Linked DNA regions of Homo sapiens: region 1 is linked to region 2. Evidence: chromatin loops called from intact Hi-C (ENCODE). Cell type or tissue: B cell. All regions are shown on one strand. Each heading gives the region's core, and the rest is flanking DNA. Links, peaks and the distances in the headings are about the cores only.

Region 1 (15,765 bases), core at 3,763-11,762, 66 kb before region 2:
GGTGCAGAACTGTCACCTGCATTTCTACTTTTACTGAAATAAAATTATCAGCCTAAGTCTATGCTATCATTTTCTTAAAAACGTATTTTTATTTTTAATTAATTTTAGACTTACAGAAAACTTGTAAAAATAGTGCAAGGAGTTCCCTTATATCCTTTAGCCCACCTCCTCCAATGTTAACATCTTATATAACCATAATACAATTACCGAGAAGAGAAGCTTACCTAAAGACCTCATTTGAATTACACCCATTTTTCCGCGTCATGTCTTTTTTCTGGGATCATCCCACATTTCATTTAGTGACTTTCCCTTAGCCTCCTCCAGCTGGTAGGTACTTTAGTCTTTCCTTCTATTTTGTGACCTTGACACCTTTGAACAGTACTGTTCAGTTATTTTGTAGAATGTTGCCAAATTTTATTTGCTCTGATTATATTTTTTATCCCTAAAATGAGGTTATGAATTTGGGGAAGTGTACCACAAAAATGTCATACCCTTCTCAGTACAATCTATTTTCCCATTGTAGTTGGTTAAGTATTTTTTGGAAGATATTTGAGACTATGCAAATCCTATGCCTCCTCAAACCTGCACTCACGAATTTCTGGATCCTTTAGAAGATCTTGTTTACATTTATTACAGTGGTATCGGCTAACGGTGATTCTATATTTCCCCTTTTTCTTCCACATTTAGTTACTGGAATTCCATTGTGAGAAGAGCCATCTTCTTCCTCACTTGGTTTTTTATTTATTAGACTATTTCTCTTCACTCACTGTGGCAGACACACCCTCGAGTAACCTCCAATGAGTAACACCGGTGAGTAATCCCCTCCTCTCCACTGAGCAGAACCTGTAATTCTATCCAAAGAATGTGAAGAAAGTGATGGGCTGTCACTCCTGCAACTATGTCAGATGGCAAATGTGAAAGGATTTTGCAGATATAATTAAACTCCCTAATCAGCTGACTCTGAAATAATCAAAATGGAGAGAGATGATCCTGTATGGGCCTGACATTTCAACAGGGTTCAGGCCTTCTAGGAAATAGGCTTCTCTGATGTGAACTGAGACTAAGGCAAGAACGAGAGGCCTCCAGAATCTCAGGACCTCACTCCAGCAACTGCTAGGAGATGAAGCTGCCACAATCCGAATGAAACTGGAAGTAGATTGTTCCCTAGTCGAGCCTCCAGATGAGGATGCAGGCTGCCCAACATCTTGACTGCAGCCTTGTAAGTCCTGAGCAGCTAAGAGGTGCCTGAACTCTCTGCCAGGGGAACAGAGATAATGAATGTGCCTTGTTTTAAGCTGGTAAGTTTGTGGCACACCCTTTGGGCTTTCCTTTTTTTCACGCTGTCCTGGACACACTGTCCTGGGCTCCCCAGCACCCCTTTATGTGAGTGCTCCATAGTTTACTCAACACTCTCCTGTGTATGGGCATTTAGACAGTTTCCAGTCTTTTGTGGATGTATTTTTGTATTGCTGGGGTCTATGTTCAGGGAAAATTCCCTGAAGTGGGATTGTTGGGTCTAAAGGTTACACAATTCCAAATTTCCTTCTAGAAACTTTGTACCAATTTACATTGCTACAAGCAATGTTTGAAAGGCCTGTCTCTCCATAACCTCACTAATAGAATGTATTGCTGTTTAAAAAAATTTTACCAGTCTTGGCCAGGTACGATGGTTCACCCCTGTAATCCCAGCACTTTGGGAGGCTGAGGCGGGCGGATCATGAAGTCAGGAGTTCAAGACCAGCCTGACCAACATGGTGAAACCCCGTCTCTATTAAAAATACAAAAATTAGCCAGGTATGGTGATGCGTGCCTGTAACCACAGCTACTGGGGAGGCTGAGGCAGGAGAATCGCTTGAACCCGGGAGGCGGAGGTTGCAGTGAGCCGAGATTGCACCACTGCACTCCAGCCTGGGCGACAGAGCAAGACTCCATCTCAAAAAAAATTAAAAATAAAAAATTACCAGTCTTACTGATTCTGAATGAGTTTGACTACTTTTTCAGATTTTAGGGCCATTTTAATATCTTTCCTTGTGAATTGTTTGTTCAAGTCTTTCTCCTATTTTTCTGCTTACGTTCTTAATCCTTTGCCCTGGAATTTTTAAGGGTTCTTCATATATTAGAGATATTAGCCCTTTGTCTGTGGTATATATTGTGAATATCTTCTCCTAGTTTGTCAGTTGTCTTTTAGTTTTGCTTACGGTGTCTTTTGTAGCGGAAATTTTTTTTAATGTTGTCAAATTTATCAGTCTTTATTTTTATTGCCTCTGGATTCTGAGTCACAGTTAGGAAGCTATTCTCTCTACACCAAGGTTAAAGAGGAATTCACCCTAGTTTTCTTCGAGTACATACATGTTTTTTTTCCATCTCCCTTGAGTTTATTTGATGTGAGGATGGATCTAACTTAATCTCTTTGCACGTGGCTCCCCAAGTATTCCAACACAATTTATTTAAAAATCCATTCTTAGCCCAGTGACTTGAAATATCATCTTTGTCATTTAATACATGTTCACATGTATTTGGTCTAACTCTGGACTTCCTCTTCTGTTCCACTGGCTAGCACACACTATTTTCAGTTCCAGTATTTTTATACCATGTTTTAGTGTCCAGTAAGAATAGTGCTCCTCACCTTTTCTTTTTCAGTGTTTTCTAAGTTTTCTTGCATGTTTTTCTATATGAACTTTAGTATCAACCTGTCCAACCATATAAAATAGCTCACTAATATTTTCACAGCAATTGGACTGAAATAATCAGTCAAGGAGAACTCATGACTGCTGAGTTCATCCCACCCAAGAACAAGAGACATCTTTCATTTGCTTAAGTCTTCTTTAGTTTCTTTCAGGTACCTAGAGGGTTTGTATATTTTATGTTAAGTTTATTCCTAAGCACGTAGTCTTCCTTGTTGCTACTGTAAATGGGATTCTCTTCACCATTATATGTCTTTTAACTGTTTATTGTTTGTGTATAGAAAGACTACTGCTTTTTGTATGTTAATTTTATGTCTCACTACCGCATTAAATGAATTCTTCCACTGCTAATTTGTCATTGATTCTCCGGGGTTTTCCAGGCTTACTATTATATCATCCGTAAATAGACAGTTTTATTTCTCCTACACTCATCCTTATGCCTTTAATTGAGTTCTCTTGCCTAACTACATTGGCTAATATCTGTAGTACATTACTGAACAGTAGTGAAGATAGTGATGATCCTTGCCTCATTTGTGATCTTAGTGGAAATGCCTCTAGAGCTTCCCTAGTCCATAAGTGAAACTAAAGCATATACATTTTACCATGTTGAGATTGTATCTCTCCATTGCTACTTCCTTGAGTGTTTTTATCATAACTGGGTGTTGAGTTTTGTTACAGAGAGGATTTCCCCCCACCAGATGTATGTTTATGGTATATATTAATAACAGAGTTGTTAGGCCGGGCGTGGTGGCTTACGCCTATAATCCCAGCACTTTGGGAGGCCAAGGCGGGTGGATCACGAGGTCAGGAGTTCGAGACCAGCCTGGCCAACATGGTGAAACCCTGTCTCTACTAAAAATACAAAAAATTAGCCGGGCATGGTGGCAGGTGCCTGTAATCCCAGCTACTCAGGAGGCTGAGGCGGGAGAATCACTTGAACCTGGGAAGTGGACGTTGCAGTGAGCCGAGATCACATTACTGCCCTCCAGCCTGGGCAACAGAGCAAGCCTCTGTCTCAAAAAAAAAAAAAAAAAAAAAAGTTGTTAATATTGAACCAACTTTGCATTTCTGGAATAAATGCCACTTATGATACATTATTTTCTTAATGTACTGTTGGATTCTGTTTGCTAATATTTTCTTTAGAATCTTACACTAGGAGAAGTTTTGGGAGAATTTTATCCAATTAAAAATAGCTTTTAAGAACTAAATCAAGATAAGTACCAAATTAAATATTCAAGTAACATAACTCTGGGATTTTAGTATATAACACAATTGGGAAAAAGAGGCTAATATGTGTATTTTGGTAAATTAGCACACATCCAGTAATGTATAATGTACAGTGGATGGACTGAGACATGAATATATTATAGCTCAGCATACTTCATAGAACAAGATGGTGGGGCAGTCAGTACTAACAAGTGCCACGTTCTACGATTTTTTACAACTGGACACAGTATTAACACTTTCCATAGTTCTTAATTTAATTCCGTTCATTGTCTCAACTGACTACAATGTACATTCCATACAGACAGAAAATTCAGACTGTTTGGTTCCCCGCTATATTATATCTCTTGAACCAGGCATATAGTAACCATTCAATAAGTATTTGTTGAAAAAAAAAAGTATGGCTAATGATTCCAGGAACCAAGCTCAGATTAATAGATAATTAGATCTTTGTAACTCATCTGTAATCATGTAGTTTTATCTTATTATTCTAGATGAGGATTAGACAAACTTTCTCTGTAAACTGCCAGATAGTAAACATTTTAGGTTTCACAGGCCATATGTTTTCTGTTCCAACTACTCACCTCAGCTGTTGTAGTTCAAAAGTAGCCACAGACAATATGAAAACAAAATAGCATAAATAAAACTTTATTTGCCAAAACAGGTGGTTGTCTGAATTTGGTCCTTAGGCTGTAGTTTGTGATCCCTGTTCTAAATGATAATATGAGTGAGTAAAGAAACATTCAGGAAGGCCGGGTGCAGTGGCTCACACCTGTAATCCCAGCACTTTGGGAGGCTGAGGTGGGTGGATCACGAGGTCAGGAGTTTGAGGCCAGCCTGGTCAATATGGTGAAACCCCGTCTCTACTAAAAGTACATAAAAATTAGCCAGGCGTGGTGGCGTACACCTGTAATCTCAGCCACTCAGGAGGCTGAGGCAGGAGAATCACTTGAACCCGGGAGGCAGAGATTGCGCCACTGTACTCCAGCCTGGGTGACAGAGCAAGACTCCGTCTCAAAAAAAAAAAAAAAAAAAAAAAAAAGAACCACTCAGGAGGAATACTTGCTGAAAAAGCCAATACAGATGAGTATTTAATAACAACAGCACTGACATAGAAATCTCACATTCTTCCATATTTAAAGGGGAAGGCTTCATAAATAAATGTCAGTAACAGAAGTTGCTTTATGCTCTCTCCTATCTATATGTAAGAATGCGCTGGGTTCCTTAGCACTTAATGCAGGCAAAAGTCTAAGACTTAAATGGTAAGTACATTTAGCAGGTAAATGTTTAGATAAATGATTACTTGTAGTTTTATTTTTCCAACTCTTTCGGATCAGAAACAAACCAACAAATCAGATCAACTACTGATCAGATGCAATTGCGTAAATTATACTCTACTACTTTTGTGTTGGGATGGTAGAGAATAAACATGAGGTGAATAGGATTCCCACATTAATCCTTTATTGAGGTTAAAATTCCTTGGGGATAATTCCTTTCTACATTACTACAGTATACAACTATAGAAAAAGAACAAGAACACTAACTCTGAACCACAACCAATTCTGGCAAACAAACCATTCACCCCTTTTCAAATAATACTGCATTATCTCCAGTATTAGTAATACTAATAGATATAGAAATATTCAGAAATTCCATGTTTCAAAAGTTGTAGTGGCCATAGAAAAATTATTCCTTCCTTTCACATCATTACAGCTAAAAAGCCAACTAACCTAAGATGGATTTAGTTATCTGAGATGGAATATTGACATGATTAGTCAAGATAGCAAATCTGGAGTCTGAATGACAGACACTACTTGATTTCGGTTTTAATGCCTCAGATCCATTCTATCCTTCCAATTTTCCTACGTTAGCTGACTCTGGGCAAAAGTGAAGAAAGAAGGAGCTAAAGAGAGAGCACTGTCTAGAATATACATTTATTTGTCTTACAAGTTCGCAGGTAAATTAGAGATAGCTTGAATGTACCAAATGAGGTTAAAAAAAAAAAAGAGTACTCACTATATAGAGGGCAATGTCCTAAATTATATTCTTCGATTAGTAATTCAAGAAGATTGGCTTTTTATAATTAATGTGAAAAGACATGTGAAACCATGGAAATTTGGATAATTTTCTTGGCCAATCATCCTCAATACATGGAGATCATGAGGTGTTTAGTGGCAAGTACTTGGGCCCTCTTCATAAACTCTGTGACAGTGGCAAGGGTAAGACAGACCTATTCTTAGGTCCGTGTGAATTAAACTGGTTGTGGTTCTTGTTGAATTCTGAGAAGAAATGAGGAATGCTTCCAGTCACTTTGCAAATAACTCTATCATGATCAAGTTACTCCCATGGGATGGTGCTACAAAATCAATACATAGTTCATGGTTTTCAGCAATTAGCAATTGAATTAATTCTTCTACTCATCAAGAATTCTTGGTGGTGTCATTAACTTTAGTGAGAAATTAAAAGAACACATTGTAGCAACCAAATACTGATACATTACTACTATGATCGTGTTCATCTTGTGCTTCCCACTGACTGTGCAATTCTGCTGCTGCATCCAAAATTAAAACACTGGGTTGCTTTATTCTAGTACAGCCTCATGGAAATCGGCTCTCTTTCAAATCTTTAAAGTAGAATACGGGTCTCACCTGCCACCATCTGACTTTACCGATCTTCTGGAGGATGCATTTCTTATATTCTGCCAAACCCACTAGTAATTACACTATAACTTCTTACTATGGGTTGTATTTAGTTGCTCCTTTAATTTCTGCAACATGAAGAACTGGTCAGGATCTTTCCTTCCACCATGATAAATGACAATATAATTTTGTTAAGAGACAGCATTGGTTGGTTGCATGGTAGACTCCGCATCTGTGGAAATCACTGTACATCTTATCTCAGTTAGTAAGAAGCTAGAGTATGGTAAGATGGTACAGCTCTGCAACACAGCACAAGGATTTCATGGGTCATTTCTTTAAAAACCTGCATAATACCTAATGGTGTAAATGAAAAATACATTTTTGATAATCCATACATTCAACAAATGTCCTAGTCTCAGGCATTTATTTAGATGAGTTAGAAAACCCACAAGTTATTTAGACATAGCATCCTTCTGTTCAGTGTTTTCTATTTCACTTGCTTCAAGAACGGAAAAAAATCCCACTTATTCTCAGAATGAAGAAGCAGGCTGGCTGACACCAACTTCGATATGCTCCAAGCAAACTACTGAAATACAGAATCTGCTCAGGCTTCCGCTTAGTGGTTCCGGTTAACAGTTTATCTGAAGTGCGTGGGTGTGAACTTATAACACTTCCTATTGTTCAGCATGGGGTGTGTGTGCCTCTGTCTCTAATAAGATCACCTCACCCTTTACCAAAAGGTCCTGTATCAGGGCAGAGGGGTGGGGAAGATGTTGGTGAACAGGCTGTCAACACAATTCTTTATTGTGAATAAATCCTATCTCAGATTAGAGCAGTATAAACCAGAAAGTAATGTTCTTCCCTACCTTTCAACTGAGAACACAGAACCACAGCAATTTGGTGTCCTCACCTTGAAGGAGTTAAGCCCCTGCTTTGAGAGATAAACCTTTTCATGTCATACAGCTCGAAAGTTCATTCAAAACGGGGCTAGACTTTCCTAAATCCTTATCCAAAATATTACAGACTATTCATGTGTCATTAGGTCCTAAAAATACAGATAAATGGGCACTTCAGAGGCTATCTGACTTGGATACTCCCGAGCCATGAAGGGAATAAGGATACTTCCAATTCCCGAACTTGAGAGAACAAGACAGCTCCCACGCACCGTTCACAGGGCCATATACCTTTATTCTAAACAAACTAATACACTGTCAAAAACCTGCCGGATTAAGCTTTTCAACTCTCCTCCCTACTGTGGTCTGAGTGTTCCAAGTCTTTTTCTAAACCTCACTCCTAGGCTTGAAGATAGATTAGCTATAAAGGACGATCAGCCAACAGGTAGAAAACAGAAGTGAGTATGATGTGGTCTATGTGAATTATGTCCTCATAAAAGCCCTTAAAGACCAACTTATAAAACGTTACTCACCCAGCCTGCTATCATAGATTCAAACCAGAACTTTTCTTTTATTAATTAAACATACTAAAACTACACAATGTTTTTCGCATGGGTCCTCCTCATAACTCTGTGACAGGTGCGAGGGTAAGACAGACCCTTGCAAGTTGGTTTAATAGTCTGATCACTAATACCCATGAGATCCCTTTTGGGGAGATACCTTCCCACAGAGAACTTGGGGCAAAGAAACTGAAAAGTCTCTGGCAAGGCAAAGGACAAGTTAAGTCAGAGGATACATGGTGATGCACGGACTTCTAGACTTAACTATTTAAGTCAGCACAGCTTTGATTAAAGATAAACTGGAGTTGGCCCAGCGCAATGGCTCACGCTTGTAATCCCAGCACTTCAGGAAGCCAAGGCAGGCAGATTGCTTGAGGTCAGGAGTTCGAGACTAGCCTGGCCAACATGATAAAACCCTGTCTCTACAAAAATGCGTGGTGGTGGGCACCTGTAATCCCTGCTACTTGGGAGGCTGAGTCAGGAGAATTGCTTAAACCTGAGAGGCGGAAGCTGCAGCGATCTGAGATCATGCCACTGCGCCCCAGCCTGGGTGACAGAGCGAGACTCCGTCTCAAAAAAAATAAAAAAAATAAACTGGAGTCATAAAACATTTACATACAGAGGATTCTCCGCATTAAAATGAGACATTTTTAGTCTGGATGACTGCTAAGTGGCCTGAAAGGTGTGGGAATATAATGTGCTTTGGGTTTGACTGAGGCACAACTCTCAGGGTGGCGGCTGGCACAGCTCAGCCTGGGTCCCACTGCACTTGCCACTCCACTCAGGACCGACTCTGGGGAGGTGAATAAAAACTGTGTCTTTGTGGATAAAACAGCCATTAAATAAAAGATGGAACTTTAAGGAAAGCTTCTCAACTTTAGTTAACTTCAGATGTGAAGACATGAATAGTAAATAGGCAGTATGACCAAAAATGTGATTTGGTTGAAAGCAGGAACCACTTCTAACTTTGGGAATCTTGAGGATCTGCGAGGCATCCCCTGTGAAAGTCCATGATGTCCTGAAGTACATCAACTACCATGCTGAAAATCTGGCATTCTCATCAAAACACACCCTTTGCAATAGCTTTAAAGCTCAGGCATACAATTCCAAGGTCTACTGGGCCACGTGAAAACCCACTTGTGGAGGGAAAGGTCTATTCTCCACATTTGGGTATGGCATCGCTAGCCCGGCCTTCCCCCAGGAAGTCCGGATTCATAGCACTCTGCTATCTGTAAGAAAAGAGGTAGGTTCTGAACTTTCCTCAGGCAGAACACCAGACATAAAATGCTGAACAGCCACCAGCTCCATTCTCTCGAATCCTCGCTTTGATGTAAGGTAAGAGGCGGCGGGGAGAACACCAAATAGAGGGATGGTTTATATTTCTCTCACCAGGGCAAATTAATAAAAACAAAACCTAATTTTTCCCTTCTCTCACCCATTCTTATTCCTCCTCAATATTTTTCCTCTTTCTAAGATTCCTTTTTTGTTTGAGAAGCTTAATATTTGGCTGCCTCTGAAGAAATGGGTATAGTGACAGATGAAAGACTTGTATTCATCGTCTAATTCAGAATAAGGGGAAAAATCGACTGCTGTGCATTTTAGATTCTAACAACCTTGCAATTTTGTATAGTCGTTTCCCCCACCCGTTCTTTTGAAGAAATCTGCTTTTATTCTGCTAATAACTAACCACAGTTGCAGCAGCATGGATCCGATTAGCAGTTCTTATGACACAAAGGGGAGAAGAAAAAAAGCTGTGAACAGGGTTGCCAATTTGTCCACCTGGGCCCCCAGGAGAAAGATTAGCTGAGGCGCCTGCCTGCTCCCTTTCTTCCACTTGATCGCTGCTCTGTGCTGCCGGATAGAGACAGGCCTTTTTAAAGCCAAGGCACTTTCCTTTAATCAAAGTTTCACTCGCCTCCACCCTCTCTTGTCACAAATTTCTCATTCTGGGTTCCAACGCTTCGTGACAACTCTGCCTGTAAACATGGGTGGTTGGCTATGAGAAGTGCCACATGCGGATGCTCACTCCCTTGGAGTCATTTTGCACCTAAAAGAGAATATAGCACGTGAGCGCTTGCTGTGCCCTGTAGGTACGAGGGACCGTGTTTTCCAGACCAAAAGGTGGCACACGTGGTCAATCAATGGGCATCTTTATGCTGCGTCTGGATGTCAGAAGAGGGAGGGAAAAATACAGGGTTTGGGAATTAAATATTGGAATTTGAGGGAAATAACACAGAATGTATAAAGTTGAGACCAACAGATAAAACACTGGTACTATAGGTGGCATGGTTTCTATAAATTCTCCATTTAGATATAGAATTAAGTGTCAATTTATGTACTAAAATAATATGCTTTTTCTTACAGAGTTTAAAATTTCATTGCATTTGTGATTATACTAACTAATGACAGCTTGTTTTCATGATAAAACTTAAGATTTTTAAACCCTTGGCATAAAACTCATACTTTTAAAAGTAAAGAACGAGACAGCTAAAACCACTTACTATTCTGAAAAACTTAAAAAACAAACAAACAAAAAACCCCAGGCTCCTGAGTGAAATCTCCAGGATCTAAGGGGGATAAATCAACACTTCACAATGTATATTTGAAGGAAACCAGCACCTGCTTACCTTGCTTCACTATCACAATTCACACCATGACATATTAATACATTTGGGTGTTTAAATAAGTGCTTTTTCAAGAGATATAGAGTTGCACAATGAAACCCGGATTAATCAATAACCAGACTCCTTTTTAACAGTGCTGGGCTTGTGAGGTTGCTGGGGGGAGAGCAGACCTCTCCAGCACGAGGCTAGAACTGGGAGGTCCAGGCGGGTGGCAGTGGGCACCCTCAGGGACCCCGCAGCTCAGGAGTAAACTCTGCCAGAGGCAGTGCCAGCCTGGGCACGGCTAAGCTCTCCATGCTGAGTGCCAGGGGACAAGGAGGGCTGTGCAGGCCACAGAGCCTCTGACTGTGGCAATGTGGAGAGGAAGGTTCTCGAGCACGACCTCAAGTACTCTCCATTACTTCTTTCAGATTGGACTAAATATTCGGCAAGCACACTTGTGAAAGGTATCTGTCACAGTGGAGTCGCTTTCAGGAGGGAGGGGAAAAGAATGATCCCATGGAGGGTGAAATGCAAAGGCAGAAAGATGGCTCCAAGCCCACAGGAGAAAGGTTATAAGTCACCAATTTCAGAACTCTCTCCTTTTGAATTCCCATTTTTCTAAGAGAACTGTGAGTTCTTTAATTTGGCCCATGTTTACTGAATAGCGCTACTTGCCAGGCACTGTTCTTGGCACTGGGGACAAAAAGAAGAAAGAGGCTCTCAGCCCGCCAGGGGCTCAGGCAGCTGGGGCAGCCCTGAGGGAGAGCTGAACTCCGGGGCTGCAGGGGTCAGCAAGGACTTCGTGAAGGGAAAGATCCTTTAGCGGGGTCTTGAAGGGTAAGGAGGAGTTTGCTGGGCTGCATGAAGAGTGGGATGGATGTTCCAGGCAGAAAGGATAAATCACATTATTCTTTAATGCAGCTCTAGGGACAAAGATCTGACGCAAAGTCATGGTCAGTGGTATAGAGACAGGGAATTCTCAACTAGTTCCTCCGTCGGCTTCTAAGAAAAGGCACTGAGGCCACATGAAAAACGAACAAGCAGCAAAAATATATCCACTGAGGCTCGCTTCTCTTAAAATGTGATACTTTTTTTTGCCTTTTTTCAAGTAGAATTAAAATAACATGATTCTTGGATTTCATGTGAAATGAACTTCAGGTAACAATTGTGGAAATGAGGAAGTCTGCTGCTAACTGAACTGGACTTGAGAATACAACAGTATTTTTGCACAAGAATTTTTTCTGTGACATTACTTTCAACTGAACCAAATCTAGTTCTAGAAAGATCAGGGGAAAAAACCTCAGCACTATGCCGCCCTTAACACATGAGCTAATCATCCCTCAACTTTCCTGTGAGAAATGTATGTGCTCCTAACTGGGAAGACAGGCCTCCTTCTCAGGCACGCCCATGGAGCACTGGGGAAGTGCTAAGTTGTCTTGGACACGGGTGCTCTCTTCCATATTCTAGAAACATTTCTTCTTGCATTTCTTTTTCACAGTCTCTACCTTTTTGGGTACCCCAGGGTTTCCTCAGAATTCTTCTCTCAGTGATTCTCAGCCTTGGCTGTGCATAATAACCACCTGGAGAGCTTTAAGAAAGTACTGACGGAATACCCCGTGTCAGACCGATTAGCTCAGCATCTCCAGGGCTGGGCCAGCACCGGTCCTTTCCCAGGCATGTTGTGTGGCGAGTGCTGAGGAGCACTGACCTTCACTCACTCCCTAGGCCAGTACTTCCCAGACCAGCAGCTTCAGCAGAACTAGAAATTATTGGAAATGCAAACTCTCGGGCTCCACCCCACAACTACTGAATCACAAGCCCTCCAAGTGATGCTGAGGCAGGCTGGGTGCCCAGGGGACCTCATCCTGAACCCTAAAGCCTCACACACTCATTTTTCCCACCAAAATACTGCCTGAGTCCAGATCTTATCCAACCTCCTATTCAAAACCTCCCTTAGGATGCCCAGTAGGAACCTCAAATACAGTATGTTTAAAACCAAACTCTCGATTCCCCTTCAAAAACGTGTTCCTCTGTCTTCTGTACAGAACCATCATTTACCAATTCCTTCGGCCAAACTCCTTCTGCCACTACTCCCGCTATGTGCACATCCAAGCGGCCATCAACACTCCGCGTGGTTACTGCAGGAGCCTCCGATGTCTCTGCTCCCACCTTCCCCTACAGTATACTGTCCACTTAGCAGCCACAGTGAGCCTCCTAAAACCTAAACAGGATTATGCTATTTCCTGCCTTCCCAACCTTCCAGAGGGATCACATCACACTTAAACTCCTAAATCGGCCAGGCGCGGTGGCTCACGCCTGTAATCCTAGCACTTTGGGAGGCCAACATGGGCAGATTTCGAGAGGTCAGGAGTTCGAGACCAGCCTGGCCAACATGGCGAAACCCCATCTCTACTAAAAATATAAAAATTAGCCAAGCGTGGTGACATGTGCCTATAGTCCCAGCTACTCGGGAGGCTGAGGTAGGAGAATTGCTTGAACCTGGGAGGTAGAGGTTGTAGTGAGTGGAGATCGTGCCACTGTACTCTAGCCTGGAAGACAGAGTGAGACTCCTTCTCAAAAAGAAGTAATAAAAAAACCTCCTAAATCATAATCATAACCTACAAAGTCGTTAGCTCCTCTCTCACCTAACTGCCCACACATTCTGCTCCATTGCCCGTGACCACTATGCTGTGGCTACACTGATTTCCTGGTGTTCGCCGCCCAACACACTAAGCACAATACTAACTCAGGGCCTTTGAGTTTGCTCCGTTCTCTGCCTGGATCTCCTTTCCCAGATGCTCACATGGCTTGCCCCTGCCCTTCTTTCACTTCTCTTGTTCAAATATCAGCTTCTAAGAGAGACACCTGCCCTAACTAGCCACTGCTATCTAAAGAAGTAACCTGATTTTTTTCCTTGACTACCTGACAATAAAGTATGTAGTTATTTATGTATTTCCTGTCTTTCCCACTAGACTTTAAGTTTCACGAGGACAGGACCCTTTGCAGTTTATGTTCAGCGCCTTTACCCCACTTACTACGCCTGCAGCATAATACACACTCAGTGCTTTGCTGAATTAATGACAGAATAGAATGATAAAATAAGGCAGGAAGGAAACGGAACAATTAGGATAGTTGGCTTTCCACAGGATATCTCCTGGTATATCCAACACTCAAAGTGCAACATGCTACTTTTCTAAAACCATCAAATGAAGTAATATATTTGGCATCCTCAGCAAGGTCACACTCTTGGCATTCAGCTTTATGTATTTAATGCAGTTTGCAAGTACAAACTCCCATGTCACTTTCTGTTTGGAAGGGAGAATATCAACATTAACAATTCCTAGTTATATCATTTATAAACATGCAGATGTGGATTATGAAAGATTAATGCATTTTAGGATTAGTGAAGGCATTCCGTTTGTCTCATGCCGAAACCAATTCTGTTCTTCATTAGTCAATGACAACCCATATCACCCTGTTATGGAAGAGAAATCAAAGATGCAAGTGTGTGAATTGAGAATAAGTGATGAAACTGATTAGTAAGAGTCTTAACGGCTATAATCAATCAACACATCATAATAATCCTGGCTCCAGGGTTATCAGAAGACTGGGAAATAAACCTAACACTCTCTATAAAATGGTTTTGTTCCTTCCACAATTGTTACTTATTCTCTTTTAGGAAACATGGTGATATACCAGAAGTTTGTGAAATCAACTTTAGGAGCATCTTGACTCTAAGTACTATTCATTTACCCACCATTTTCCAAAATGTACTCAAGTGATTTTTGAAACTTTTTACTTCTAGGCTAAAATTAGTTCATAAAAGCTTTTGTACCCCTCCATTCTGAATCTTCATTCTCAGCGAAGGGAGAAGGCAGCGGGTCAATGCCAACAGCATTTCCACAGAGGCAGCACACGCAGAATCCAGACGCAGTGACACTCAGCTGAGCAGAGGTTCAGAGCAGGGACAGCCTACTCAGCTCAAGAGTGAAAACAAACAGAACGAGGTGTCTGAAGTGCTTCTCCAGAGAACAATGCAAAAAAATAATGGAGAAGTGGGAGTGGACCATTAGACCCACCATGAAAACACATGAGTCACTGCTGAGATTGCAGAGCAAGAAAAAGGCACATAATATTGCCTTGGTGACACAGGCTTTCTTGTATTTTCATACACAGAAGAATAGAGAAAGGGAACGGAAATTGACAGGATAATTTAAACTGAGTTGCCCAACTTTTTTTAATTAAGAGAGGAGCAAAACCAAGTGGGAATTTGTATTTTGATAAATTTCTATTGTTTTCTTATTTCTAAATGTGGGAGAAAGAAGAGGAGAAAAGGCTTAATTTGAAGTTTGCTGGAATGAAAGATTGAAAAGATTTGTGCTTTTGAAGAAAAGAATACTCATTCCCCACCCATCAGAATACCTGACTTGGGGTGTGGAGTGACCTCTGAAGGAGAAGAGTAGCTCAGAACACTGAGGCAGTTCTTCAAACGCAAAGGCCTTGGCCACCAGACAGCAATGGGGAATCTGTCCTCTAGAAACAGCGCTGAGAATATTCATGACCCATGGACTTGCTGAGTTTCCATAACCAGGATCTTGGCCTGAATTTTAAAGCTGTTATCTTAAAGTGGGAGGTTCTACATCACGCTACCAATAACTAAGCCATACAGAGATGCAACCCCGTCTCTCAAAAAGACAAAATATACAATTTGCTTTCTTAACTATTGCTAAGCAGCATTTGGAAGGGAATGGAAATAGTTTTGTATAACATCCAAATATTTTACTTTGTCAGGGAAAAAAATACTGGCTTAAGTTCTCTTTGGTTTGTAGAACTGCTGAATTGGTTTTCTGTGCTGCCACAGATTAAAAACATGGATATATCAATGGCATTTTGTGTTAATTTTTTTTTTCCTCCTCGGCTTGCCAATAAGCAGCATGCATCTTCCTTGCAACAAGCTGTTGCAGGATTTCCACCTCCAGTGAAGCCAAAAAGGAACATTCGATAGATATTTAAAAATAAGATTATTAGGTAAGATGATTATGCAGACTTTCAAATAAAAAATTTCTGTCAGTACAAGAAATGCCATTTTAGAGGGTCTACTGCTAATGTCATCACGAAACGACACTGGCTAAGAACCATTTACATATAGAAATAAACTC
Region 2 (15,765 bases), core at 4,635-12,634:
CACGCCACTGTACTCCAGCCTGGGTGACACAGTGAGACTCTGTCTCAAAAAAAAAAAAAAAAAGGAGTGGAGGGCTCCTGTGATCTTGTGGGACCCAATGATAGCATAAATTGCATCATTTTTCTTTTTCTCATTCTTTTTTAGAGTAATACAATATGCTTCCCCTTGATTATCCTTGTAATTCATTTTAAACTGACCTCTCCACATGTATTTTTAATAGTTTATATCAAATATTATAAAAAGAGTCATAAAATTCAGAGTTTTCTTCCCAAAGAACATGTCAGCCAAAACACCCTATCAAAATATTTTTGATTTTGTGGAATTCTGATGTCCATTTAGCCCGGAAGACAGGTATAGCAAATGAATACACTGGTAATACATATTTCTGTCCCTCCATCTTTCAAAGGGAAAAGTCTTTAAAAATTATTTTGAGAATCAAATTACGTTATTGTCAAATAGGCAAGCCCTAAGAATTTACCCCAGGAAATACACTGTATTGAACAAGAGATACATGTTTTCATCTTTGTCATGGCTTTATGCATATTCATTCATTCGGCAGGATATTTAAGAATACACCCTGGAGGAGGAGGGGAAGGTGTAACGTGGGGTATTAGCGGCTTATGTAGCAGAGAGGAGAATCGAACACATTACTGCCTGTCTGTGAAGAGGAAGACGAGTCTGAGAAATCGAGGCCAGACCTGTAGGAGGTGAATCAACAAAACGCTGCTGAGGAAGCCACAGGAAGAGAGTGTGCCAAGGAAGAAGTCCATTAGGTCAAATGCGCAAGGAGGCAGGCACAGGGCAAGTAGTGAACTGCTCTGCTAGATCTGGGTGTGTCGTTGGGGACCTTAGTAAGAGGAGTTGAGTGGGGCAGTGGTGATGGTGGCTAAGAAGATGGGGAGTAAAGACTGAGAGGCGGGTACAGGGTACACCCTATCAGTTCCATCAGTGATCAGGACATTCAGAAAACAGAGAAGGTGCTGGGGCTGACACTGCTGGTGCAAATCCCAGTTCTGTTACTGATTGGTTGCGTGAACTTGAGCAAGTTCTAGACTCTGAGTTCCTGTTTCCTTACCTAACACTGGGGATAACAACAGTGTCCACGTCTCATATGAGAGTGGATTAAATAAAAACGTGCTTTTTTCTAATTCTGGACTTAGCCACCTAATCAGAAGATGAAGAACATTCACAGTCATGAAATTTTGAAGTAACTTATTAGATTAGTAAGATTTCTTAAGAAATTTATTAAGAAGTTTATTAAGTTATGTTTACATGTTTTTTAATGACCCAGGGCTAATTACATACCCCTTTCTTGTTTACACCCCTTACTATAATTTTCTATACTACTATATGTAGAATCCATAAACAACAAGTCAATGTTTCAGTCTTTTCCCTATGTTTAGTAATGTAATCACATATGTACACATATAAATGTTTAGCTGATTTATCATCCCATTATCAACAGCAGCTTTAGTTAGTTCATTAATGATATACAAGGCACGGTTATCCTATAAAAAGAACCAACCCATGTTGGTGGCTGCTGGGACTTCTGATTTATTTTTCTATAGAATTATAAACTTTATAATATATTCAAATCATGATCAAAGCTGAAAATAAGAATAGTGGTCTACAGTTTCAGAACTTTACTAACAAAGGCATATATTCACCCATTTTTTATTTTGAAGCACCTCTTCTATTCACCTCAAATTCTTGTTTATAAGTAGATATAATTTAAAAATAATTATCTTAATTAGACCTGTATAGAAACAAACTCAAGAAAATAAAAGTTACTTAAATTCAGAGGAAAAAACTAAAACCACGGGAAAACAGCGGAAGTGCTTATTGTCTACTATACTGTGAAACAGCTTCAGCATTTCAAATTCTAAGTTACCTTTAAATGAGATAAGCCTAACAAAACAATGAATCTCTATTTGTGCAAAATTAAGATGTAAGAAGTAGAACATAGATATTTGCCATTTGACTAGAGTAAAAAGTTACTCTCAGATCAACCTTGCTAGTCATGATAGTTTTGCGAGACTGCACACTTGTTTCCCTGGGTTGTAGTTTCGCCACATGTACATACAAAAATAAGTTGTTTTCATTTCTGGGTCCCAGTGTATTTAACTCATTTTCCAGTAAGACTGACAAATTTGTGCTAAGTCAATATTAAGCTTGTAAATTTAATTTCGCTTAAGAGAAGGCAAAGCATACAAGTATAAAGAATTAGTAGGAAAAAAAGTACAGAAAGATAAAGGATCATTAAAGATCATCACTAAAAGGAGCGGCGACATACACAGGACACACACTCCAGCAGGCTCAGAAATGTTCTGTGCATTTGCCAAGAGGGTGCCATGTGTTACCACAGTGACTTAGACACTTGAGTTACCTTTCCCAGTGCTTACAAAAACAGGAAGAAACACCAATTGTGAATGCGTTTAAAAACCTAACGCTGAATACCTAGACCTTTATGAAATAAGGTAATTCTGGCCGAGCACAGTGGCTTGCGCCTGTAATCCCAGCACTTTGGGAGGCCGAGGCGGGCAGATCACAAGGTCAAGAGATCGAGACCATCCTGGCCAACATGGTGAAACCCCGTCTCTACTAAGAATTCAAAAATTAGTGGCACGCGCCTGTAGTCCCAGCTACTCAGGAGGCTGAGGCAGGAGAATTGCTTGAACCTGGAAGGCAGAGGTTGCAGTGAGCTGAAATCGCACCACTGAACTCTAGCCTGGCGACAAAGCGAGACTCCGTCTTGGAAAGAAAAAAAAAGAAGACAGAAAAAAGAAAGAAAGAAAGAAAAGAAAGAAGGAAGGAAGGAAGGAAGGAAGGAAGGAAGGAAGAGAAAAGAAAGAGAAAGAGAGAGAAAGAGAGAGAAAGAGAGAGAAAGAAAGAGAGAAAGAGAGAAAAAGAAAGAAAGAGAAAGAAAGAAGGAAGGAAGGAAGGAAGGTAGGTAGGTAGGAAGGTAGGAAGGAAGGAAGGGAGGGAGGGAGGGAAAGAAAGAAAGGAAGGAAAGAAAGGAAAGAAAGAAGGAAGGAAGGAAGGAAGGAAGGAAGGAAGGAAGGAAGGAAGGAAGGAAAGAAGGAAGGAAGGAAGGAAGGAAGGAAGGTAGGTAGCTTTTGGAATTCAAAAATATACTTGCCGACTTCCAGATAATGAAGCAGTAAAAAGAAATGTCCCATCCTGGGTAACAAGGTGAAACCCCGTCTCTACTAAAAATACAAAAAATTAGCCGGGCGCGGTGGCGGGCGCCTGTAGTCCCAGCTACTCGGGAGGCTGAGGCAGGAGAATGGCGTGAACCCGGGAAGCGGAGCTTGCAGTGAGCCGAGATTGCGCCACTGCAGTCCGCAGTCCGGCCTGGGCGACAGAGCGAGACTCCGTCTCAAAAAAAAAAAAAAAAAAAGAAATGTCAAATTTCCCATTTTTAATTATATGTATAAACACTTCAGTATAGATCAGCAAAAGCTAAAAGCATCTATTACTGTGAAAGTCACTGGATTGTTGAAAAAAATTTTCACTGTTGTTTCAACTTATTAAATTTAAGGCTATGAGGTCAGGAGCAGTGGCTAACGCCTGTAATGCCAACACTACTCTTTGGGAGGCCAAGACCAGGGATCACTTGAGGCGAGGAGTTCAAGACCAGCCTGGGCAACATAGTTAGACCTGCATTTTTATAAAAAATTAGCCAGGCATGGTGGCACATGGCTGGCGGGAGCATCGCTTGAGCCTGGGACGTTGAGGCTGCAATGAGCCATGATCGCGCCGCTGCACTCCAGCCTGGGCAACAGAGTGAGACCCAGTCTCAAAAAAAAAAAAGTTAAGGCTACAAAAGGAACCTGTTAGGTTGGCCACAGAACAAACACGGAAGCTTCACACAGCAGGGCAGACTATGAGAGCTGCTGGCTACACTAATCTTCTATAACGTTGCTGCATACTCAGTAAGTATGAAGGATTATGAAAATGAGCTCCTAAGAACTGACCCTACAGGTCTATTAAAAATGCAATGAATATTCCACATGTATGCTGGGCATTAAATAAAAAATGAAAAATTCACAAGACAACCATATGTTAAATACTGTAAATAATACTGAATTAGGTTCTATTTAGAATAATTTCTTTTAGTAATTTTTGGCAGATACAGAAACATAAAAAATTTATTAGGGTTATAAACTTGAGTTGTATCAAGTATTTATAAAGTATTAATTTAATTTTCTTCATATATTTATGAATGTAAAATTGTGCTACATTTGTAACCTCAGAAACTTTGCTTTTGGTAGCATTACAGTGTCATCTTACCTGTCATTACTGTACAACTGGTAGACTGTGCTTTTGAAATGTCAAGCATATAGGATAAAAAAATGGTAAAATATATATATGTATATATAAATAATCCAACTTGGTTTCAAGCCAAAGATGTAGCACATGGAGGAGTCACGTGAGGGTCATCACCAATACCTGGTGTTCTGTAATAGTTTCTACCAACCTTCCTATCCTCCCAAACTGACTTCCGAAGTAACTGATGGCACCTACCCTATACTTCTACACCTCTATATGAAAATGAAATCAGAGTTCTCTAATAAGTGTCTCCTAATTTACTCAAAATTTAACAAATTTAAAAATTATCACCAAATATGTACAAAAGGCAAATGCCTCCCAATTTACTCAAAATTTAACAAATTTAAAAATTATCAGGAAATATGTACAAAAGGCAAGTAATTTGATCGACAATTCAGGTCTGGAAGATTATAATTTTTAAAAATCTGTAATTCTTCCTCTTGTGTTCTCTATCTCAGGGTGACACCATATTGTCCCTGGACTCATCTTGAGCTCCTCTTTTCCTACTCTGCATACCCCAGCAGGCACCAGACCCTGCACACTGCGGTTGCCAGTCCTCTGCCCTCTGACACTGCTTCTACTATGCCAGCTCAGGCCTGTGTTCACTTTTACTGGGTCTATTCAACTGCTTTTGACTGGTCTCTGGTTAATCCGTCCTCCAAAAAGTGGCCAAAGTCATCTGTCTAAATTGCAAATCTGACCACTACCTGGCTTAAAATCTTTTAATAGCTTACCATTTTTTATAGGAGAAAGTTATCTTTAACCTCTCCAGTCTCAGATCTTGCCACACAGACAGAAACTTAACTACTTTTAGCTTCCTCAGATATTTTTCATGGTGGCTGTTCTACCCGAAAATAGCTCTCATTTCTCCTGCCCTCCTTTCTTGCCTCAGTATAACCTAAGCCCTCAAAACTCAGCCCAGGGATCCACCTCCTAGAAAGCCTTCCCATTCTCCACTCCACCCGACTCGCAGCCTCTGGCATGTTTCTTGCATGGATACAGCTACCCTGTGGGATGATTTATCTGCTTATAGGCTTAGATCTGTCAGCTGGTCATGAGGTCCTCACGGGAAGGAGCTGGGTTTTCAATCCGGTTGTAACTGGACGGTAGGGGTTCTGTCTGAAGCGGGGACGTTTAATAAATCAATGAATAACACTGGAGCTATGAACTAAATACAGCACTCTGATAACATCTTACATTTCAGTAGCCCCAAACTGGGGCAAAATTTAAGCAAATCTTGTGCTATGCCGAATTGAAATTTAAAAGTCAATTACTGCTAAACGAAACTCTTGTTTTCCTGTATTGTTTCTTTCTACACAACAAAGAAGGTAATGAAAATACTACCACAGTCTAATCTTAATCACAATAAGAGAAATCTTAAACTTGTGAAGATTTTTAAACCTCAGTGTTTTGATTATGATTAAAAAAAAAATAAGTCCCCTCTGTTGAACCTTCAAATCCACCTAGGAGGAACTGACAAAAACCTCCACAATGAACTACACCAGACTACACACCTTGAGTCCAAAGGCTGCATCCTCCGAGGCCAAGACTTCAACCTGAAATCATAAGGAAAAACATAATTTAGGCACTATCAAAAACCTCTTTGAGTCTAGCCACAGAAACCAGACACAGGCATGGCCTAGAATTGAGAGTTCTGAGAAAACTGGCATTCCATTTATGTCAGTTGTCAAGAAAGAGAGATCTGTGAGTATCTTCAAGAGCTGGGCTGAAATCCCAGTCACCGTCTGGGTTTCAGTTCTATAAGACGGCGGGAGCTCCTATCAAATGAATCCATCTGCCATCATGTGGACGTAGTGGTTGAAGTTCCTCAAAAACAATCCAGGGAGTGAGTAGAATCATCCTTCTCACCTAAATCACAACATGTTGCATATGCCTTTTGGTCTTTTACTGACAGACAGTGAGGGGAAGCTGCCCTTTGTAGAGCAATCTCACTATGCATGTGTGCTACCAGTAGATTCTTGTCCTGCTCAGATCAGAGTGGGCAGCGCTGGATCTCTGGAATGTTGCAGAGCAAGAGTTCCTGAAAGCAATACTCTGGAAAAGGCAGGCAGTGTCTAAGCAACAAGTTGTGAAATGATGGCAAAACTTCAAGACTGCCTGTCAGTCTCATGCATAGAAGACAGAGCTCATTAACATGAATTTTAAAAAGCTGCGAGGAACAAAACGTGTATTGATAATTACTGTTTTTTAAACATAATTATTCAGTGTCGTGTGTAAAGCTTTTAACTTTGACTATTGCAAAGTACCAATACACGATGGAAAAGAACAAGGAAAGAAGGCAACAGAACACATCTGAGTATTTTTAAAGAGGAAGACGGGGTGGGTGGGCAATATCAGACTGTAACAGGCTTCACTGTCAGTTTTAAACCTTTTAAAACTAGGCATGTGTGGCAGGTGTTTAAGTAGAAGGCACATAGGCCTATCTAATGTATCCTGCTATAAAACAAAATTGTATTCTTCCCTTGTGGACAGAAAATATAGAAAGGAAGGCCATGACAATAAGACTTTCATCCAGTATGAAAGTTAAAAGGGTCAAAAGAAGAAACAAGGAAGCAAATTGTCTTCTCCAACTGCTTCACTGAAAGCCAGGCTCACTGACCACCCCCTGGCACTGGCAGAGCCTGGTGCGGAAAGCAAAAGAAAGATACTACCATTAGGGATGGAGATGAGCAGCCTCGTTTTCATAGAAAACCATATGTTGCTGATACCAAATATGATTTTAGGCTAAAGACTGAAATGTTGGATCAATTATAGTAGAAAAAATCATTGTAAGTTTCACTGACAGCATTTCTGTTTACATTTTAATTTCCAAGGCTGTTAGATTTAGAAACAAGGCCTTATTATAGACTTTTCATTTAAGAAAAGGAAAAAAGATTACATGTTTGAATTTCCCAAGCCCTGACTTTCACAATGCTAGGTTACTAACCTCAACTATTTTTTAAATTAAAACCTCTAATCAACATTGGAGACTTTAAAGGAAAAACGCGAACAGGAAATATGCTGAATCTTAAATACTGTGAACATCGTATGACATTTGCTTGTGAATTACACATATAGATCATATCTGCATACCTCACCCTTGATGTGCTATTTTTAACACAAATAGAATTATTTTTAAAATATATTACAGTTTAACTTTGCAAGAAAAAATCTTCAGTGAGTTCTGCATATTTTATCATATTATAAAAAGTCAATGTAACAAGAAAATTCAATAGCAAATAGAGCTCTATTTAAAGATAAGGCTTTAATATATTTGACAACTTGAGGTGAGAGCAAATCAAAGCTTTCGTGTGAAATTTAGAACTCTCCCTGTGGCTATTTCAGCAGACAGAGACAGTGACAGACCTTGTGGGTGGGAGGAGGGAGTCAGATCCCACCAGGGCACCCTTCACCCCAGATTCTATCTCCAGGAGGGCTGGGGGAATTGTTTTGAAACTCTTAATATACCTTTAAACGAATTTAATTACAGCAACTCTACAAAAGTATTTATGTTTTGTTCAAAAGCACTATTGTTTACATATATATGTACCCTAGTTCAAGTATCCTTTACATCCTCTATTTCTGTAAGATTTTAATATCAGCAACTACAGAAAATCAGCTGATTTTAAAAACATGAGGTTATCCTCAATTTAATACAAAGGGAATATCAATGTCACACAAGGTTTTCACGCTGAGTCTAAGAGCATTTTTACCTAAGTTGGAAGGAATCCCCCTCTAGTGGGAGCAAAGGAGTATTTCAACTTTCACACTTAATTTCCAGGTAGTAGTCATTAAACTTACCGGCCGAAATCAGCTAAGCTTTTTTGTTCCTTTTGTCATAAATTTGAACAACAATAACAGAAAAGTCAATAACTATATTTCATAAGACAAAACCACCCATCATTCTTATACATAAATTAGAAGTAGATCTGTGTTAATCCGATTAAAACAAGAATATACAACTGAAAAATTTGGGAAATTCTCAATGGAAAGACTGGATACTGTACTGGGAAGACACAGCATTGATGCTAAAATACTAATTCTTTGCCTATAATCTGCATTTATCTGCTCTAATCTCAAAAAGACCATCACTCATTCATAATAAATACTGTGCAGATATTTATTAAATGCAATGTTTTGTGCCTAATGTCATAAGAAAATGAGTTTAGCTTAGGTATAAATATCTAAGTGAAATGTATTTAAGTATCCATTATACAGTCAAAAATAAATTCTAATTCATAAATGAAAAGATAAGATTATTCATTGTGTTATTTTTCTTTTTAACTTTGATGTGGGGAGACTTAAAAATTAGCAGTAAGAAAAAAAAAGTCACAGGTTTAATCAAATGTAAAATTAGGACATAATAGCCAACGTTCTCCTCCTCCACACAGACACTGTAACAAATACAGAGACAAATTTGAATACTCTGATGAGACCCATGTTTCACTTCAATGGGAGAGAGAACTTTTCAAGGGTTCCTGAAGTACAGAGGTGTGAAGGGGCAGGTTTAGGATAACAAAGTAGAAACTTCCTAAAGGCAAAGACAAGGCCCTTTCCATTAACTCACACTTATTTCAAATGTTACAATCAACATTTTATAACACAAGTGCCTAAAAGGATTCCATTTGTAGAGAACCTCTAAGAGCTCTGTGAAAGTTCAGTCTGTAAAGTTCAGCAGCAGCTAAGCCATTTACAGTCCTCACTCTCCTAAAGCACAAAAACCTTCAATTGACATCTCTTTCCCAATTACCCTACGGCCCACCTCCACCAAAAATAACACAAATCACCTTAATTTCCAATCATTCCAGTAAGAAAATTGGGAAAACAAGAATTCCTGAATTTGGAAGTAAAACTGGCCGTACTTTCCTTTCTCTTTCACTTTCAACGTCCTTTTTATGTTCACAATGTAAAGCACTCATTGAAAACAGAGTATACTAATTCTAGCAGCATTATCGTCAAAATAAAGCAATGCCAAAACTATGCTGCAATTTATTTTTTTAAATAGTTCTAAAATCAGTATCACACTGTCACAAAAAGAGGAACTAAAGTGAGAAATAATGCTCATTTATAACAATGTATAATGAACGATACTCATAATTAAAGGAATACAAATAAAGTCATATTGTACTAAAGATTAAACCTTGTAATAATTACAACATATACACAGGTTTGGGTAATTATTCAAATCACAGCCTTGCACTGCTGATGAAAATATATACTGGAATAAAATACAATTGGCAGTATCAATCAAAATGCACATGTATATGATTACGCAAGTATTAACCCCAACAATTCCACTGATCCTAAAGTATAAAAATAAATATTTAAAACGATGTTTACTGGAGTTGTTTGTAACAGTGAAAAGTGAATATAACCAAATTTTCATTGCCAAGGGAGTTTACAGTAAATTACTGTATAGTCGAACATAGAAGACTATGCTTCTGTTACAAAGACAGAGGTAAATCTATGTGTGCAGACAAGAAAAGATTTCCAGGATACTCTATTAAGTAAAAAGAATGGAAAGGGTGTGCACAGTAAGCTACCATCAGTTTTTTTTAAAAAAGGTGGGGGTGAGTCATATACTTGATGTACTTAGAATATTTTTGGAAAGAAATGGAAGAAACACATCAATCTAAGAACTTTTCCCACCAACTACATGTGCTTCTTGTTCAATTAAAAGTAATTAGTTAACAAAATAAGTCAATAATAACATTACCCATTGTTCCATGTCAATTAATAATCATGGAAATGTGAATAAACATCTTATCTTTCAAGGTAGCAAAAATTAAAAATATAGTGGTCCAGGTTTATGTGTACACCTAGGTTTCTCAACATCTATGGTGGGCCTGTAGCTAAGAATGACCCGCCCAGAAAACAATCTTCCATTACATATCAATATCCTCAAACATACTCATGCCCATTTATCCAGCAATCAAGCCGCTAGAAAGAGCTATCTTCAAGTTATAATTTGTGATCTACCATTTATATATTAAGCATGTGTACCACATTATTTAAAATAACATATTAGAAAAAAACGTACAAATATGGGAGATGGTTAAAGTATGGTATATTCACATGATAGAGCATTAATAATCATGAAAAATTCAGGTTTTAAGAGATAGTTTGTAACACGGGAAAATGCTCATAACTGTGTTAATGTAAAGAAATTAAAAACAAAAAATTTGACATTTTAAATATTTGAATGTATCCATTTGTTTTCCCCAAGCTTCTAGAGTTTGTGCCATGCTGGAAAATGTCTTCCTCACTGCAGCATTTTAAAAAATATTCATTTTGGGCCGGGCGTGGTGGCTCACACCTGTAATCCCGGCACTTTGGCAGGCCGAGGCAGGAGGATCACCTGAGGTCAGGAGTTCGAGACCAGCCTGGCCAACATGGTGAAACCCTGTCTCTACTAAAGACACAAAAATTAGCTGAGCGTGGTGGCGCATGCCGGTAGTCCCAGCTACTTGGGAGGCTGAGGCTGAGGCAGGAGAACAGCTAGAACCAGGGAGGCGGAGGTTGCCGTGAGATCGCACCATTGCACTCCATCCAGCCTGGGCAACAGAGTGAGGCACCATCTCAAAAAAAAAAAAAATTTCATTTGTTTTCTTTTAATATATTTGACTTTTTTACATTTAAATATTTGATCAAACTGTAATTTATTGTGAAATAACAAGAGGAGGGGGTGACTCCATTTTAATTTTCCATTTGAATAACTGTGATGAAGAATATTCCTTTATTTTTTCCAGTGATTATAGATATCATACCTTTACCATAATTAAACATTAAAATGATATAGATTTTGCCTCCAATTCCAGGCAAGGATGGGAAAGGCAAAATTACACAAGTGAGCTGTTCTGCCCAAAGGGGAATAAAGGTGAGGAGAGGAGGCTAGTAACAATCAACAAGAAATTGATTAAATTTCCAGTCACAATAATATTTATCTGCAAGGGTATTACCAAGAATTTAGATGCTCTTGGAAAGAATAATTTTTGCCTACATTGGTGTCCAGGGGATAAAAATACTCTCCTTACAATGTTTGCTGTATCTCCCTTGATTGGGCCAACAAGTCCAATACACCAACTACAACCTATTCCATTAATCATACTTTTACCTACATTAAGGAAAAGTAGACACTAATAAATAAACTGCTCTCCAAAACCATGTTCCAGGATTTATGACAATTTAAACTGCAGGAGAAGCATATGGGTTGCAAAGTTTTAATTTTATCAAACAAAGAAGTTGTTCCGTGTTTTTCTTTATTATTATTTTATTAACTTTTTGGGATTTTAATCCATTAAAAACATAGAACTCTTAAGAAAAAAAAAAACCAACCATAAGCCACTGCCAGCATTCCTCTTTTACTTATTAATTCTCCTCGTTCTCCTCATTAGCATGACAGACCACATGACGGCTGAAGGACATGGCTTGCTGAAATCGCTCAGTGCACCGTTAGCCAGCAGTGGAAAGAACACGCACGGTAGCCTCGTGCTGCTGAGTACAGCGGCCGTCCTCTGAATGTATTGGAAATGAACTAAAACCTTGTCTCTATACAGGGACCCAATAAATATTGGTAACAATGAAAAATACATCTATGCAATCAAAAAGCATTTGATAAACTTAGTACTCTAAGACACAATTTCAAGGCGGTGTGATGTTAACATAATTACACTTTTCACCGCAAGTGATATGCTCACATGATCTCCTCCACTAGGATGCTGGTGTGTCTTTCTATTCAAGGCTGTTAAATTTAAAACAAAGTCAGTCAGCACTGTGGTCACACCCTTATTTCCAATTATGTTCTCTAACTCAGTGAGGATACCTCCACAGAGGATTTACAAAGCAATGAGGACACCTGGTATGAACCAATCTTGAACTCTTGGTATCACTCAGAGACAGAGAGACCTTGAAGTGTGCGAAACCAGCCACTACTATGCAATGTGGTGTTATAGCCTCTTCCACCCAAGGTGGAGTCTAATTCTCTACCCCTCAATCTGGACTGGATTTATGATTTACCTGGGTCAAGAGACTGCTGCAGCAGCAATCATGCTGTGCCACTTCCAAGTCTAGGACTCAAGAGGCAATTCTTCTAATCATTCTCTTGAAACACAACCAACCACCACATGAACAAGCCCAGACTAGCTTGATGATAACACATGGTCCTGTTACCACATCGCCTTAGCCAAGAGCCAGTCAAGCCAAGAGCCCGAGAAGCAGAGCCACTTAGCAGGTCAGTAGCTGACTGAAGTAGAAGGAACAAGCCCAGTACAAACCAGAACCACCCAGCTGAGCCCAGCCCAAATCGTCAAACTGTAGAATCATGAGCTACATAAATGGTGGCTGTTCTGAGCACTACTGCAAAAACTAACTGATGCACTGTACAACTTTAAATAAAGGAACTCTAGGTGCCATGGATTTACAGGCAGAGTTCCAGGCAAGAACACCATGACACTAAAGGAAGTTCTGAAAGCATCCACGCAGCCAATTGCTTCTTTCATCTCCACTCCCTCCTTAAAACCTTCGAAGTCTTCCAAGACCGTAAAATTAAGCCGAGCTGCTTACCATGGTCCACAAGAAGCTAAACCACGTGGCTCCCGCCTGCCTTGCAGGTCCTCGGTCCTGCCACCCGCTGCTCTTCACAATGTTCCCGCTGCACTGGCTTGCCTTCTGTTCCTCCAAATGGCCACTGTTCACCTGAGGGCCTTTGCACTGGCTGCTCCCTCCTCCTGAATTACTGTGCTACCAGATCATCCCATGGCCAGTCCTGTCGTACCAATCACTCCTCAAGAGAATCCCTCTCCTTCTTTTGTATAATCACCTGAGATTTTCTTGTTTATTCATTTGTGTATCACCTTTCTCCCTTTACTGAAATGTCAACTTCACAAGAGCAGGCTAGCTCATTCACTGTTGCATGTCTCTTACCTGGAAGAGTGCCAGACACAGAGTAGGAGCTCACTAAATATTTGTTGAATAAATGTATATGAATGAATGCGCTAAAGACTATAACAAAACAATAAAAATATAAATACATGTGTATGAACCCAAATTTGACACAGCTCATTATGACACAGGTGGGGATATAACAAGGTTTAAAATATGCTCTACCTAATATAACTATATAAGTAGAAGTCATATGTGTGGTTGGTGATACATGCTTGCATGCATTACACATGACTGTTACTAAAAATCAAACCAAAAACCAATTTTGCTATATTGAATACATATATATGCATTTGATGCATTTGTCTCTCTAGCCAAGAGTAGACCTTAAATTCCTTAAAAAGGATTAGTTCTTATAAACTGATGGCAATAAAATGAGTATGTATGTTGCTCAAAGATAGATCTTTTCTATCCATCCTGAGTTAAGAGGTAATGACTTCTAGACTTGAATCATACCAATAAATAACTCCAGTTAGACTACAGTAAATATTTTATAAAAATACATACAGTTCGCAATCCTTCCAAACAATTTTAAAAAGTAATTTTGAGCTTTCCAATTTAGGTTGGCTGACCACAACACAGTGGATGGTAAGAATATCTGCCTATGCTACAGGGCATGATTGTAAAGGAGACTGACAGGCCCAAATTCTACAGAAGAATAGCGGCACTCAGAAGGCTTATGTGGTCACAGTACCATACCTTTTCCATAAATAATTTTCTTGAGACAGTGGAATAGTGTAACCCTGTCAGTTACATGATGACATTATTTGTAGATTTGGGGGCATTAAGAACACTATACCTAAGGAAATCACATGTATCAAAGTTCATCATTTCCATACTTCCAGCGTTTATCAAAAAACATGGCTATGAGATCATGAACAATATAGACCAAAATATAGTTATCTATTCATTATTTCATTTGGCCTTTCCAATGCAACACATGTGTATGTATCAAACATTTTGAAAACAGGTAGTACTTTCAATAAAAGCAATGCTTTCCCTTTAGATCTTTATGTAAACTGTATCTTATTAAATTAGAAAACACTAATACTTATTCATTACATTATTATTTCTACATGATTGATTTTTCTGTATAATTCAAATTAATAACTATTTCTTCTTAACACTTTCTATACTTATTCCTAAATTCTAGAAAGTTTGATGAAGGAAAATAAAAATGATGGGTGTCCAGGCAGTGAGGGACTGTTAAAAAACATATGAGCACTAAGTAAGTGGTAGTTAATAAACTTTACAAAAAGTGAGATAATGTTTAGTCATATTCTAAATATTTATCTTGCATTATGTGATATAATTTGGTCATAATTCAATGCCATTTTATTTAAGCAATACTTCCCAATTTACCCAACCATTTACACACACACACACATACACACACAGTTTATGAAGCCAATGTCTTATGCTACAGCTTGGTAAGTTTAGATTCTCCAAAAATGTAATAAATAAACTCTTTTCCTAATTTTGACATTTCATAAAAAGGAAAATCTTACATTTAAAAAATACCTGGATAAATCAACGGAAGTACTAAAAGATAAAAATTGTGGCTAAGGTACTATTTGATCATACTTAAATCCCTCTCCCAGTCCCACCCTGCCATTGAAGTTAGAAAAGGAAGCTGAAAGTTGTTACAAAGTCACTATGTAGAAGACATATTGTGGACACACAGGCTATGGCCATCCCCAAGATAGAGGCATGTAAAACTTAATTATGGTATCAAAGAAAATGAGGTGCAATAAAGATGACTTTATTGATTAGGTGAGAATGAAAAGGTGTTTTAAAAACAAATACATTTTTAGATCAGCAAATGAAACTTCTATTACAGCCAGCAAATGGCTGTTCATACATCTCGATTGTGTGTCACTGGTTTTCTTTCTGCTGCCCTGTTCCCTGTCCAAACGTTCCTGCCCCCAACTCTGTCACTTGGGTCCAAATGTCAAAAAACTAACAGATGACAAAACTTCTTTCTTATCCTAAAATACTTCTACCAAAACAGATGGGGGTTTCAAAACACTGAAATAGTGGTTACGACCAAAGACATTTATCACAGTGCATATTTAAAACCTTTCAAAGTTCAAATTAAATAGTATAGTATTATTTTGATTATCAAATTGGAATGGAAAGACAATTCAATAAAAGAAAGAATGTAAGATTAGGTATACTGAAATTTAACCACAGAGTTTTATCTTTTACCTTAAGATGAATTATTGTGTTAGAGGAAACTTATTTTGAAGAATCTATTTAATTAGGTAAACTAATAAGTTTGAAGCTAAGAAAAAATGACTCTAGGGAAGACAGACAACTATTTTTTTTTATTCTTTTCAGATTTCTCAAAAGTCCTATTTGTCCAAAGAAACTTAACTAAACTGGCTCCCCACCAATCATGTCATCTCCCTTTCTTCTCTCACATAAATTGCTTAATACAGCCTTACCTGCTAAGGGCAATAATAACAAATAACTATGTATGCATTACATGGG

What was found. A loop is a pair of places that touch in the nucleus more often than their neighbours do. Peaks named below come from ENCODE experiments on the same cell type or tissue, not always from the same donor. Only the 100,000 strongest peaks of a DNase experiment are listed, where the experiment ranks them.
Region 1: a loop joins it to region 2, with 2.5 times the contacts of the local background. A loop is called at or near these places in 8 of 110 quality-filtered maps.

Annotation. Positions count from the first base shown.
Region 1 is chr6:157,091,790-157,107,554 of GRCh38, reverse strand. All of the region lies in intron 5 of ARID1B (AT-rich interaction domain 1B), which reads right to left. Among named protein-coding and RNA genes, the nearest start is that of TMEM242, 220 kb to the left of the region's middle. In B cell, for the core only: no CTCF peak of the experiment used is centred there; a DNase peak (open chromatin) is centred at 7,184; H3K4me3 peaks cover 410 bases; H3K27ac peaks cover 2,197 bases.
Region 2 is chr6:157,026,958-157,042,722 of GRCh38, reverse strand. All of the region lies in intron 4 of ARID1B (AT-rich interaction domain 1B), which reads right to left. Among named protein-coding and RNA genes, the nearest start is that of MIR4466, 260 kb to the right of the region's middle. In B cell, for the core only: CTCF peaks have their summits at 7,874 and 8,073; DNase peaks (open chromatin) are centred at 8,062 and 9,122; H3K4me3 peaks cover 1,015 bases; H3K27ac peaks cover 1,733 bases.